Regions from separate parts of the Homo sapiens genome. Here region 1 is linked to region 2. A link is a loop called in an ENCODE intact Hi-C map of the cell type or tissue named here. Cell type or tissue: right lobe of liver. All regions are shown on one strand. Each heading gives the region's core, and the rest is flanking DNA. Links, peaks and the distances in the headings are about the cores only. Region 1 overlaps STAT3 (signal transducer and activator of transcription 3). Region 2 has its middle 10 kb from the start of STAT3.

The links. Hi-C counts contacts between places; a loop is a spot of excess contacts. Peaks named below come from ENCODE experiments on the same cell type or tissue, not always from the same donor. Only the 100,000 strongest peaks of a DNase experiment are listed, where the experiment ranks them.
Region 1: it touches region 2 in a loop (2.5-fold over the local background); 30 of 110 quality-filtered maps call a loop at or near these places.

What each region holds. Positions count from the first base shown.
Region 1 is chr17:42,345,411-42,349,804 of GRCh38, reverse strand. STAT3 (signal transducer and activator of transcription 3) reads left to right here. Exons shown (of 24, transcript NM_139276.3): 2 at 1,266-1,416; 3 at 3,092-3,236; 4 at 4,148-4,246. The coding sequence starts at 1,289. Among named protein-coding and RNA genes, the nearest start is that of STAT3, 41 kb to the left of the region's middle. In right lobe of liver, for the core only: no CTCF peak of the experiment used is centred there; DNase peaks (open chromatin) are centred at 2,424 and 3,864; H3K27ac peaks cover 2,437 bases.
Region 2 is chr17:42,396,292-42,400,685 of GRCh38, reverse strand. No RefSeq gene overlaps it. Among named protein-coding and RNA genes, the nearest start is that of STAT3, 10 kb to the right of the region's middle. In right lobe of liver, for the core only: no CTCF peak of the experiment used is centred there; a DNase peak (open chromatin) is centred at 2,245; H3K27ac peaks cover 877 bases.

The sequences.
Region 1 (4,394 bases), core at 309-4,308, 51 kb after region 2:
GATTACAGGCGTAAGCCACTGCGCCTGGCCTAATTTTAGAACTTGTTAAAACAACTTGGCCTCTATTGATATTTCCATGACCCATGCTATTCAGAAAGAGGATTACAGGTAATTAGCTGGCTGGGTTTCTCATACCAGAGCATTTCACTGGGATGTTCCTGAACCTGGGACAACTTTTATGCCTGGCATTTTTCTTTCCTTCTCTGTTGTCCCAGACTAAGCAATTTTTAAAATAGTTATTATTTGTTGAGTAGGAGAATCTCAGGCAGATCTTCCTGGATCCTCATTTATACTTTTAAACCTGTAGTCTTGGAATTAGTGCTCTGTCCCCCAACCCCAAACATCCAATTTCTACATTTTGGCTACAGTACAGGTTTACTGTGTATAACTAAAAGGGCTGTGGAGGAGAAAGAAAGGAACCGACATTTGTTGGGCATCTGTTATGTGCCATGCACTGAGCTGGATGCTGTAGGAATATCTCAATACCTCTGAGGAGTGGGAATTATTATCTCTATTTTATAGACAAGGGAATAGAAATCTGGGAGTTAAGTAATTTTTTAATTTCACACACTTCTGGTAGATAATGGATTCTAGAACCTGGCATAATAGCCACTTGTCATCCCAGTGTAAAAGAGATGTGTGGCCAGATGGGGTGGCTCACATATGTAATCCCAGCACTTTGGGAAGCCGAGGCAGGAGGATGACTTGAGCCCAGGAGTTCAAGACCAGCCTGGGCATGTTTTGTTTGTCTCACGAAACATTTTTTAAAAAATGAGTGTGGCATGGTGTTGTGTGCCTATAGTCCCAGCTCCTCGGGAGGCTGAGGTGGGAGGATCTCTTGAGCCCATGATCATGCCATTGCACTCTAGCCTGGGCCACAGAGCAAGACTCTGTCTTCAAAAAATAATAAAAAGGAGCTGTGATTATCCCAAGGTGGGGATTGTGAATGTGTTTGTATTGTTCTAAACTGGGAGAAACAGGCTGGGTGTGTTGGCTTATGCCTGTAATCTCAGCACTTTGGGAGGCCAAGGTGGGAGGATCACTTGAGTCCAGGAGTTCAAGGCCACCCTGGGCAACAGGCAAAAAATAGAGACCCCATCTCTATTTTTTAAAAATAAAATAAACTGGGAGAAAGAAGCAGGGTCCTCCCCAGAGCATCTTTATCCCTAGTCACAGACCTGACACCTGTGTTGGGCAATGGCTACTTCTAGATTGTTTACCCCTACTGGGACTTGTGGTGAACATATGCACACTTTGGTTTACAGTTGGGACCCCTGATTTTAGCAGGATGGCCCAATGGAATCAGCTACAGCAGCTTGACACACGGTACCTGGAGCAGCTCCATCAGCTCTACAGTGACAGCTTCCCAATGGAGCTGCGGCAGTTTCTGGCCCCTTGGATTGAGAGTCAAGATTGGTAAGTCCTTCTTAAGTGACTCTCCAAATTGTTAGGTTTCAGTTTGAGTCAAGAGACATGAACTCTTAATGTCATGCCTTGCTGTTCCATTAAAAAATGTATGGGTACAGGTGATGGGGAAAATGAGATCAGGAGATAAAGGGGCACCCTTTGGTCTTGTAAAGCCTTTTTTATCTTAGAAGGGCATGTGGGCAACTGTCTTTGACACATTGAAACCGCCTGTATGGTGGTGGATGTCTTGAAGGTTGATTTGGACCTCATTTACTTGGGCAGATCCTCTATATATTCTGATAATCCAGTGATGTGGTAGACATATTTTTTCTCTGAATGTGAATTCTGTCATAGCTAGAACTTTGGGTTGATACTTGTAATTCCCCTTTAGTTAAAGGAAGGAGCCACAGGGGTGTATTAGTCTGTTCTCAATTTGCTATAAAGAAATACCTGAGACTGGGTAATTTATAAGAAAAGAGGTTTAATCGGCTCATAGTTCTGCAGGCTATATAGGAAGCATAGCAGCATCTGCTGCTGGGGAGGCCTCAGCAAGCTTCCAATCATGGCGGAAGGCAGAGAGGGAGCAGGCAGGTCACATGGCCACAGCAAGAGCAAGAGAGCAAGGGGGAGGTGCCACACACTTTTAAACTATCAGATCTCACAAGAACTCACTGTCTCGAGGACAGTATCAACAGGGATGGTATTAAACCATTCATGAGAAACCCACCCCCATGATCCAGTCACCTTCCACCAGGCCCCACCTCAAACAGTGGGGGTTACATTTCAGTATGAGATTTGGGCAGGGATGTAGATCCAAACTAGATCACAGGATAAGGGAAGTAGATTCCATTCATAGAGCAGATAATGGCACAGATGTCCAGCAACTATTTTCTTCACTTTAATATGCTCAGGCTCACTACTGATTTTGGTTTAATTCAGGCCAGTGTTAATATGACCTGGTTTTTCCAGAATGCATACTCTGATTTGGTGAAGGGCCAGGAGGTGATTCACAGATGTTGGAGATAGGCCATCCCAGCCTGGGATTACTTATTTGTACTAATAAATCTGACCAGAGTTAATTGAGGGTTTAAAGCAAAACAGCATATCTGTCTACTTTGCTCAAATATTTTACAAATACAACAGATTATGAGAGTGGGTAATAATATCTGGAATAATTGTTTTTTTGTTTTGTGGTTTTTTTTTTTTTTTTTTTGAGATGGAGTCTGGCTGTAGCCCAGGCTGGAGTGCAGTGGTACAGTCTCGGCTCACTGCACCTCTGCCTCTTGGATTCAAGCGATTCTCCCGCCTCAGCCTCCCGAGTAGCTGGGATTACAGGTGCCCACCACCACACCTGGCTAATTTTTTATTTTTAGTAGAGACAGCGTTTCACCATGTTGGCCAGGTTGGTCTGGAACTCCTGACCTCAGGTGATCCGCCTGCCTCAGCCTCCCAAAGTGCTGGGATTACAGGCATGAGCCACCATGCCTGGCCTGGAATAATTGTTAATAATTATTACATTGATGGCATTTTATTGCTGAGCAAGAAGAATCTAACATGATGAATGGGTTATAGCATCAGGTTTGCTTTGTTTTTTTGTTTTTTTCCTCTTTCTTGATGGTGATTTCTGTGTTTGTGTGTATGCGTCGGCTTCAGAGCCATTCTTTATCATTCTTCCTTTTCCTAGGGCATATGCGGCCAGCAAAGAATCACATGCCACTTTGGTGTTTCATAATCTCCTGGGAGAGATTGACCAGCAGTATAGCCGCTTCCTGCAAGAGTCGAATGTTCTCTATCAGCACAATCTACGAAGAATCAAGCAGTTTCTTCAGGTATGATGAGAAACTGAGGACAAGGAGAAACAGGACCCGCAGAGTCGGGTGTTAGTGTTCTTTCCTGGAAGCATCTCTTTTCTCATTTGGCTAAGTAACGAGAATCTATCTTGTATTTTCAATCACAGGAGAAGTAATTAGCCCTTTCTCAAAGCTCTGTATACTTACCCGTGAGCATCATTACCTGAGAATCACTTCTCTTGTCACAGTTGAAGTAATAAAGTGATTGTTATGTTAATCATACATGTTAGCATGTTAACGCGGTCCACTGATAGGAAGATGACTCTCACTGTTACATGTTAAATGTTTGACCATAATGGGATACTTCTTGACTAAGTCAGTAGCTTCCCTGCAAGACCAGGATAGTATACTGTGTAAAGACTCAGACAAGGCCAGGCATGGTGGCTCACGCCTGTAATCCCAACACCTTAGGAGGTTGAGGTGGGAGGATTGCTTGAGCCTGGGAGTTTTGAGACCAGCTTGGGCAACATAACAAGACACCATCTCTACAGAAATTTTTTTTAAAAACTAGCTGATTGTGGTGGCATGCACCTGTAGTCCCAGCTACTCAGAAGGCTGAGGTGAGAAAATTGTTTGAGCCTGGGAGGTCGAAGCTGCAATAAGCCGTGATTGCGCCACTGCACTCCAGCCTGGCGGACAGAGTGAGAGCCAGTCTCAAAAAAAAAAAAAAAAGACTCAGGCTAATGTGCCTTCTGTTACAGAAATAGTAACGACCTCCCCTTCGCCCCCCGCCGACAGAGAGCCTTCACCCAGGCTCTGAAGCCTTTGTTCCGTTGTTTCCTAGAATAAATGCTTTCCTTGATGAATACATTAGTTTTAAGGTGCCACAGTTCAGTCCACATCTCCATGGTCTGCTGCTGATTTTTATTCTCTTTCTCTCCTACTTATAGAGCAGGTATCTTGAGAAGCCAATGGAGATTGCCCGGATTGTGGCCCGGTGCCTGTGGGAAGAATCACGCCTTCTACAGACTGCAGCCACTGCGGCCCAGGTGAGACCTGAGACAAAACAAATCCCTGGTCTGGGAGGAATGGAAAATCAAACAACTTTATAATGAGATAAATTATTAGATCTACTAAAAAAGAAGGAAAAGAAATTAAATAGATCAATAATCATAAAAATACATTGAAAAACTCTAA
Region 2 (4,394 bases), core at 151-4,150:
CTATGGCTCTGACCAAACACAGGTCATGTGATCACTTGTAGAACCCACCTGAAATGTGGAATTAAGAGTAGTATTAATCAGGGCTCTTCAGAGAGACAGAACCAATAGGATGGATGGATAGGTAGATAGAGGAGAGGGAATTTATTGGGGGAATTGGCTTATTTGATTATGTAGGCTAAGAAGTCCCACGGCGAGCCATCTGCAACCTGGAGACCCTGGGATGCCATAGCTTGGCTCAGTCCAACTCTGAAAGCCTCAGAATCAGGGAAGCTGACGGTGTAACTCTCACCCCGAGGCCAAAGGCCTGAGAACCCAGGAGGCCACTGGTATAAGTAAGTGCTGGAGTCCAAAGGCCAGAGAGGCTGGAGTTCTGATGTCCATGGCAGGAGAAGAGGAGAGTATCTCAGCTCCAGGAGAGAGACCAACGCAGCTATTTCTCTGTTTTTTGTTCTATGGTGGGTTAGGGGGAGCTGATTGGGTGGTGCCTGCCCACATTGAGGGCAGATCTTCCCCACTTCCTCCCTTCACATTCACATGCTAATCTCTTCTGGAAACACCTCATAAGTATTCCTTAATCTAGTCAAATTGACACCTAAACTTAACAATCACAAGTGAAGGAGGGCTGTTTTCTCAAAGGAAAACAGGGATATAGTTACCAATAGAAAAGGGAGGCTGGGTGCAGTGGCGCCTGCCTGTAATCCCAGCACTTTTGGAGTTTGTGGCAAGAGGATAGCTTGAGCCCATGACTTCGAGATCAGCTTGGGCAATATAATAAGATCCTTTTTCCACAAAAAATACAAAAATTAGCCAGGCAGGATGTTGTGTGCCTGTAGTCCCAGCTATTCAGGAGGCTGAGGTAGGAGGATTGCTTGAGCCCAGAAGTTCCAGGCTGCAGTGAGCTATGACCCAAACCATTGCACTCCAGTCTGGGTGACAAAGCAATACCCTGTCTCTATTTTTTTATTATTTTATTTTAGACAGAGCCTTACTCTCACCCAGGCTGGTGCAGCATTGCAATCTTGGCTCACTGCAACCTCTGTCTCCCGGGTTCAAGCAATTCTCCTGCCTCAGCCTCCCAAGTAGCTGGGATTACAGGTGCCCACCACCATTTCCAGATAATTTTTGTATTTTTAGTAGAAATGCGGTTTCTCCATGTTGGCAAGACTGGTCTTGAACCCCTGACCTCAAATGATCCACCCACCTGGGCCTCCCAAAGTGCTAGAATTACAGGCATGAGCCACAGAGCCTGGCCTATTTATTCATTTATTTTTTAAGGAGGGGGAAAAAAAGAGAGAGAAAGATGGGCAGACAAAACAACAGATGGTCTTTCCAAATGATCTGTTTGTGATTCTGTGCCAGGAGCTGAGAGACTTAAAAAGACAGCCAGATCTAGTCCTTAATTTTAAAGGGTTTGCAATTAGTGGGAGAGGCAGCTGTTCAAAATAGCTCAAAGTGGCCTGGCACGGTGGCTCACACCTGTAATCCCAGCACTGTGGGAGGCTGAGGAGGGAGGATTGTTTGAGTACACGAGTTTGAGATGACTGTGGGCAACACAGCAAGACCCCATCTCTACAAAAATGTTTAAATAAATAAATATTATTAGGTTGTTGCAAAAGTAATTGTGGGTTTTGCCATTACTTTGACAAAAACGACAATTACCTTTGCACGAACACAATAATATCCAGAAAGATCTTCAAGGCATCAAACAAACAAATACATCATAAGTAAATACAAGCTCAAAGACATGACTTAAGGTAAGAGAAGTAAAGCAAAGTGCAATGACAATACCCTGGAGAAGGGTTAATCCTGCTTGGGGAATATGAGAAAACTTAAAGGAAGAAGGGAGCTTTTCAGCTGTGATTCTAAACATGGGCAGGATTTCAATAGATAACTGTTGGAGGCCAGAGGCAGCATTTTACTTGATATTTGTGTCACCAGAACCTAAAAGTGTCTCAAACACAATTATAGTGGTTTATGTTACTTAGTGAAAGAGTAGGAATCAGGGGATTTCCAGGGACTTCTGCAGAGGGAGTGCTCCCTGAGTGCTGATATTAATGGAACTCAGCTCTAAGGGCTCCCAGGCTCTGTGCCTTTCTATTTCAACATTCCAAATTCCTGACAGAGAGACTCTGAGTAAGCTAGTTCACATTAGTGTTTGCCCTGAGTTTAATAACGCCCGCCAGGCACAGTGGCTCAGGCCTGTAATCCCAGCACTTTGGGAGGCCAAGTCAGGTGGATCACGAGGTCAGGAGTTCAAGATCAGCCTGGCCAAGATGGTGAAACCCCCGTCTCTACTAAAAATACAAAAATTAGCCGGGCGTGGTGGTGAGCGCCTGTAATCCAAGCTACTCGGGAGGCAGAGGTTGCAGTGAGCTGAGATGGCGCCACTGTACTCCAGCCTGGCAGAATGAGACTCCGTCTCAAAATAAATAAATAAATAAACAAAAAATAAATAATCAAAGGCCAGGAGGACAGGATCATATAATACAGATGTGGCTGAAGGGACCCATTTCAGTGTCTGATTGCAGGGAGGAGGGGAAACTCCCAGGAAAAGAGGACCTGTGAGCTAGGCAGGTACACAATACGTGTGAATGAAATGCAAGCAGTGATACGGGGCAGGGAGGTTCTTCAGGCAAAACGAACAGCGTGAAAGCAGAAAGGCATAGGGCTGAAGGCTTGATTAATAATTATAGAATTATGGTGTGAGGCTGGGTGCGGTAGTTCAAGCCTGTAATCCCAGCACTTTGGGAGGCCAAGGCAGGCGGATCACCTGAGGTTGGGAGTTCAAGACCAGCCTGACCAACATGGAGAAACCCCATCTCTACTAAAAATACAAAATTAGCCGGGCGTGGTGGCACATGCCTGTAATCCCGGCTACTCGGGAGGCTGAGGCAGGAGAAACCCTTGAACCCCAGGAGGTGGAGGTTGTAGTGAGCCAAGATTGCACCATTGCACTCCAGCCTGGGCAAAAAGAGCGAAACTCTAGCTAAAAAAAAAAAAAAAAAAAAAAAGACAAAGAAAAAGAAAAAAAAAAGAATTTTGGTGTGCTAGAACTAAAAGGGCTCTTGTTTTTTGTTTTTCTTCTTTGTGATGGAGTTTCGCTCTTGTTGCCTAGGCTGGAGTCCAATGGCATGATCTCAGCTCACTGCAACCTCTGCCTCCTGGGTTCAAGCGATTCTCCTGCCTCAGCCTCCCAAGTAGCTGGGATTACAGGTACACACCACCATGCCCGGCTAATTTTGTATATTTATAATAGAGACAGGGTTTCACCATGTTGGCCAGGCTGATCTTGAACTCCTGACTTCAGGTTGATCAGCCTGTCTTGGCCTCCCAAAGTGCTGGGATTACAGGCATGCGCCACCACACCCAGCTAATTTCGTGTTTTTAGTAGAGACAGGGTTTCTCCATGTTGGTCTTGCTGGTCTCAAACTCCCGACCTCAGGTGATTCGCCCGCCTCAGCCTCCTAAAGTGCTGGGATTACAGGTGTGAGCCACTGCACCTGGCTTAGGACCTGACTCTTATCTGCTATGCTGCATGGTCAGCTGGAGAGTATCTTCCAACAAAAAACACTTTAATGCAAATTCACTAAAGTTAGAATTATGTTCTCTATTTGCAGATGAGGATGCTGAGGTTCAAAGAGGTTAAGGAGCTAGCCCAAGGTTGCACAGCTTCTTCTGTGTCAGAGCCAGGATGTCTCGCCTCAGCTCCCCTCAGCTCTCAATTTAATGCAATTGCTTCTATCAACTGCTGTGATGGTCAAGGGAGGAGAGAATGTGTAGGAAGGAAGAGGAGGATAACAGCTCTAGATTCAACGCAAAGTTAAGTAAAATGACTAATAAGATATTGACGTTTGGGAGGCCGAGGCGGGCAGATCACGAGGTCAGGAGATCGAGACCCTCCTGGCTAATACGGTGAAATCCCGTCTCTACTAAAAATACAAAACAAACAAACAAACAAAAACCTAGCCGGGCGTGGTGGCAGGTGCCTGTAGTACCAGCTACTCGGGAGGCTGAGACAGGAGAATGGCGTGAACCTGGGAGGCGGAGCTTGCAGTGAGCAGAGATCACCCCACTGCACTCCAGCCTGGGCGAGAGAGCGAGACTCCATCTCAAAAAAAAAAAAAAAAAAGATATCAACGTTGATGAGGAGGTCCCTGGTAGCCCTTCAAGAGCTCTGTCCTATGAACAAGAGAGGGCAGAAACCACCTTGATGGAGCAAGTGGGGATGAGGACATGGGGCAATGAATGTGAAGTGATGGGGGTAACTTGAGGAAATAGCAAGGTCAGTATAGGAGAGAGGAAGGATCTTCAAGTCAGAAAGAAGAGAACAAGTGGAGAAGGTCAGGAAGGAGAAGAGAATTGAGAACACTCAAAGAGGGGAGAGGCGGGATCAA